Linked DNA regions of Homo sapiens: region 2 is linked to region 1. Evidence: chromatin loops called from intact Hi-C (ENCODE). Cell type or tissue: ovary. All regions are shown on one strand.

Evidence for each region. Peaks named below come from ENCODE experiments on the same cell type or tissue, not always from the same donor. Only the 100,000 strongest peaks of a DNase experiment are listed, where the experiment ranks them.
Region 2: it touches region 1 in a loop (5-fold over the local background); 25 of 110 quality-filtered maps call a loop at or near these places.

What each region holds. Positions count from the first base shown.
Region 1 is chr12:52,856,229-52,858,728 of GRCh38, forward strand. No RefSeq gene overlaps it. Among named protein-coding and RNA genes, the nearest start is that of KRT78, 8.5 kb to the left of the region's middle. In ovary, no CTCF peak of the experiment used is centred here; no DNase peak of the experiment used is centred here.
Region 2 is chr12:52,570,953-52,573,452 of GRCh38, forward strand. KRT74 (keratin 74) reads right to left here. Exons shown (of 9, transcript NM_175053.4): 1 at 2,355-2,500; 2 at 1,501-1,715; 3 at 992-1,052; 4 at 407-502. Among named protein-coding and RNA genes, the nearest start is that of KRT74, 1.6 kb to the right of the region's middle. RefSeq lists an enhancer at 1,316-1,485. In ovary, no CTCF peak of the experiment used is centred here; no DNase peak of the experiment used is centred here.

The DNA of each region.
Region 1 (2,500 bases):
AATAGACTGGATAAAGAAAATGTGGCACATATACACCATGGAATACTATGCAGCCATAAAAAAGGATGAGTTCATATCCTTTGCAGGGACATGGATGAAGCTGGAAACCATCATTCTCAGCAAAATATCACAAAGACAGAAAACCAAACACCACATGTTCTCACTCATAAGTGGGAGTTGAACAATGAGAACACATGGACACAGGGAGGGGAACATCACATACCAGGGCCTGTTGCGGGGTGGGGGCTGGGGGAGAGGTAGCTTTAGGAGAAATAACCTGATGTAAATGATGAGGTGATGATGCATCAAACCATCATGGCACATGTATACCTATGTAACATACCTGCACATTGTACACATGTACCCTAGAACATAAAGTATAATAATAAAAAATTTTTAAAAGATAACATTGTCAGTGAGCTATTTTATCCAAAGATCAAACAATAAACGGGTCCTTTATGACAGGCCCGGTTCTCAGAACTTACATATCATAAGCATTTAGTGTTTACATTTACATTCCAACTTTAAAACATTTAATGCTAACAACCCTATGAAGTAGGTACTTTATCATCACCATCTTACAGAAGGGGAAACTTACAGAAAGGGGCACGAAGAGAACAATAATGGTAAATGGCAGAGCCAGGATTTGGACACATGCTGCAGGCTTCAGAGTCTTTGCGCTTTACCATCACACTGTGCTCCTCTCAGAGACCCAGGAATGTCAGTGTTAAAGGATACCTTAGCTAACTGAAGCCCAGAGAGGTGGAGCAATGTACCTAAGGTCACACAGCAGATCCCAAACTGAAACTCATCCCTCAACAATCATTCACTCAACATTTAGTAAGCACCACCAAGTGCCAGGCACCATGGGAGCCCAGGTTCAATGAAGATTAATCAAAGTCTCCGCATTGGAGGAACTTGCAGTCTGGTGAGGGAGAGGAAGGGCTGGGGAACTGGGGAATCTACATGAAAACCAGTAAGGGCAATAGAGTGTTGGAGGCACCAATTCAGAGACTGTGGAAGGCAGCAGTTTTTCTTGAAGGAGAAGCAGCAGGCATTCCTATTCTTGGCATGCTCCAAGAAAAAACAAAAGTCATCTCCTGGGGTCTAGAGCCTCCAGGCACAAAGGGAGCAGAGTGTAGGCTGGGAGGTGAGGATGGAGCTCCACCTGGGTGAAGGGGAGGCTGGCCCACCCACACGCGTTCAGGTCCCCTGGCTTTCACAGGCCAATGAAGGGCTTGGCTACTGTCGTGTTGTTTGAGAGGGACTGCACAGAAAAGGCTGTTGTGTCCTGTCCCTGCCTTTGGTCAGCCTCCCCTCCCTCACCATTGACACCCCGGTGACCTCCCTGATCCAGGCACCATGGAAGCTTCTCTCAGTTTTTGGCTTTTGCAGCTGAGAAGTACATGCTGAATTCTAACCCAGGATATCCTGACTATCCTGAACATGAGTCATTCGCATTCAACCTTTACCATCAAGCCACATCGACATTCCATAGGTATGAAGGTGTACTTAAGATTTTTCTTTAAATCAAATCTAAATCATTCACTTTTTTCTTATCCTGACCCTAAACAATGACAGCCTTGAAATCTTGGCTTCTGTGTGCTAATTCTTAATGCTCTAATTCATATTCAAAAAAAACATAACTATTAAGATGTATGACATTTGGCCGGGCGCGGTGGCTCACGCCTGTAATCCCAACACTTTGGGAGGCCAAGGTGCGTGGATCACCTGAGGTCGGGAGTTCAAGACCAGTCTGACCAACATGGAGAAACCCCATCTCTACTAAAAATACAAAACTAGCCAGGCATGGTGGCGCATGCCTGTAATCCCAGCTCCTCGGGAGGCTGAGGCAAGAGAATTGCTTGAACCTGGGAGGCGGAGGTTGTGGCGAGCAGAGATCATGCCATTGCAATCCAGCCTGGGCAACAGAGTGAAACTCCATCTCAAAATAAAAAAAAGGCCTGGCGCGGTGGCTCATGCCTGTAATCCCAGCACTTTGGGAGGCCGAGGAGGGCAGATCACCTGAGGTCAGGAGTTCGAGACCAGCCTGACCAACATGGAGAAACCCCATCTCTACTAAAAACAAATACAAAATTAGCATGCCTGTAATCCCACCTACTAGCGAGGCTGAGGCAGGAGAATCGCTTGAACCCGGGAGGCAGAGTTTGCAGTGAGCCAAGATCACGCCATTGCACTCCAGCCTGGGCAACAAGAGCAAAACTCCATCTCAAAAAAAAAAAAAAAAATGTAAGTCGTTTTTCTTTGTGCCATCTGAGTCCATCTTGTGTTTCTTCAGTGGCTTACACAGTACCCTTGAGTACTCTCTACTAAAAACCCTTGAGGAAGGGCTCTAAGTTCCTCCAAAGCCAGGAAGGGCAAAGATGAATGTGGCTATTCCCTGACTTCTAGCACCAATCTTGGCCTGTCAGGCAAGAGAGAAAGGAGGGAGCAGATTACAGAGTGCACCCCTTCTCTACCCCATACCCAGGCAGAGCAC
Region 2 (2,500 bases), 290 kb before region 1:
GGGGGAAGAAGTGCCCTCTGGGATGTGTCTGCAGAGCTGAGGGAGAGCAGCTAACAGCAGCAGGAACCCCTGCATATGGCAGATGCCCGCTGGCACATGCAGACGGGTGAATAATGCATTTTCCACAATTTCACAGAATCCAAGGCTCTGTGCTTTGTAAGACCTCACTGGGTTATCTTTTCCTGCCCGTGGGCAAGTCCACTATTGTATCAAGATCAATTTCCTCCTGTATGTATGGCCTCCAAGGACCAGCATCCTGCACTTCCATGGTCTCCTGGTGCAGGGTTTTGTACCTTTCTACCAAAACATCTTTCATTTTGTTGATCCTAAATCTCTCCTTTTGGTATCTCCCTGGAAGAGTCGGGAAGGAGGCAGGGTGAGGGTGGGGGGACAGGAGTGTCCTTACTGCATCATACAGACACTTGAGGAACTTGATTTCTTTGTCCAGTGAGTCCACTTTGGCCTGAAGCTCCACCTTGACTGCGTAGGCTGCATCTGCATCCTGCCAAGAGGCCCCAGAGTCATTGGGGGATGCAACCCTCATCCCACAGCTGCCCTGCCCAACTCCTGCCTCAAAGCCACCTGATTTTCTATTTTCTACCCACAAAGGAAAGCTCACTCAATATCAATTTCTTCTCAGGCTGCCTGAAGCTTTGGGAATAGGGAAAGGAGGATGGGGCAGCTCTGTTATGCCTGGAGAAAACAAAGCCCAGAGAGGTAGTAGGTTTCCTCAGGTCACACAGCAAGGTTGAGCTGGACCCGAGTTTCACAGTTCCCAGACCAGAATTCTGTCTGTCTCTGTCCATTTCCTGAGTGTGTGTCTTTCCTCTCCAACTCACTGGAGGCCAGGACTATGACTCCACCCTCACCAGGCACCAGCCCCCTCACCAGGCACCAGCCCCCTCCCCAGCCTCCTGGGCTGAAGTCCTGAGCAGAGTTGTTAAGATGGGGGTGCGAGAGACCCTAATAAGGAGGCTCCTCCCTCTCTTACCTTCTTAAGCACCACAAACTCATTCTCTGCTGTCGTGCGCCGGTTAATCTCCACTTCATATCTGCCAGCAGGGAGAGTAGATGGCCTTAGCCCCCTTAGCCAAGGAACTTTCTCTTCCTGCTGGCCAGGCAAATGTTTGGGATACAGGGTCCCTGCAGGGTCTCTGGGGTGAGCAGTAAGAGGCTAGTGACAGGAGTAAGATATCCCTGAGTTGCTTCACTTGTCTCCTAGTTTTTGCATGTTAGGAAAACACCCAGGTGCCTATTGGGCTCCCGACACCAGCAACTGAACATTTCAGTGGGTCAAGGAGCACAGGAACCGCTTCCTATCAACTAGGCAGGAAGTTATCATCAAAGAGGATAGGCCCTTCCCCCTAGCCAGAGAAAGGGATGTGAGCTCCTGACCCTGGTGCATACTCCCCCATCTCCTAAAAAATAATGGCACAGAGATCAGGTGAGCCCAGAGGCACGGGAAACATGGTCTGTGACCCTCGGGTGGAGCCTGCTCACCTCTTCTTATAGTCCTCCACCAGATCCCTCATGCTTCTCAGCTCCGAGTCCAGCCTCACCCTGTCCCCAGACAGTGTCTCCAGCTGCTTCCGCAGGTTGCTGATGTAGCCCTCAAGGATGGGCTCCAGGTTCTTCTTGCAGTTGTTCAGGTCCAGCTGCTGCAGCAGCTCCCACTTGGTTTCTAGAACCTGGTTCTGCTGCTCTAGGAAGCGTACCTGGAACCCAAATCAACAGACACCTGGAACCACAATGGGTGCAGTCATGCCCCCTGGACACACACCATTGACTCCCCAGGTTTGCCATAGATTGTTGTAGTCATTTTTGCTCATGTCTTGACTCTCCACCCTTGCCATTCCACACAAACTAGATCCTTTACAAGTGCTCATTTCCTAGCCTTCTGGACAAGGCATCACTGAGAACTCACTCAAGGAGTTTCCACAGCTTTCTTCTATTGCTCGGCCCTGGTCCCAGGAGATGTCCTTCCTTATGTCTCAACTAAGTGTCTCTTCCTGTACCATGAGCCCTTCCCTCTGAACACTGCTGGATTCTATTAGCCTTTCATGTTCTTGGAAGATCCAGCTGTCCTCAAGAAACTCATCACTTTTTTGTCAAGGAAGGGCTGCTCTTTACCCAGCTTCCCATCCTTCCCTGCAAAATCGCCAAAGAAGCCGATATATTCATGTATTCCTTTGTCCTCCGTGGCTCACAGACCTACTCTCCTTCCCTAATGGTGAGGAAGCCCTTCCTGAGGCCCAGCTGCACCTTTCCAGCCACAGTGTGCAGTCCATTCCCAGGCAGCAGGAAAACTGCTCAGGCCTCAGGGTGCGGCCTCATCCTCCTCCTATGAGACCCACCTTGTCAATGAAGGAGGCGAACTTGTCGTTCAGCACCTTGATCTGTTCCCGCTCCTGGGCGCGCACCTTCTGGATCTCAGGGTCCAGCTCCACGTTGAGGGGGGCCAAGAGGCTCTTGTTGACAGTGACCTGGTGGATGCCCCCAG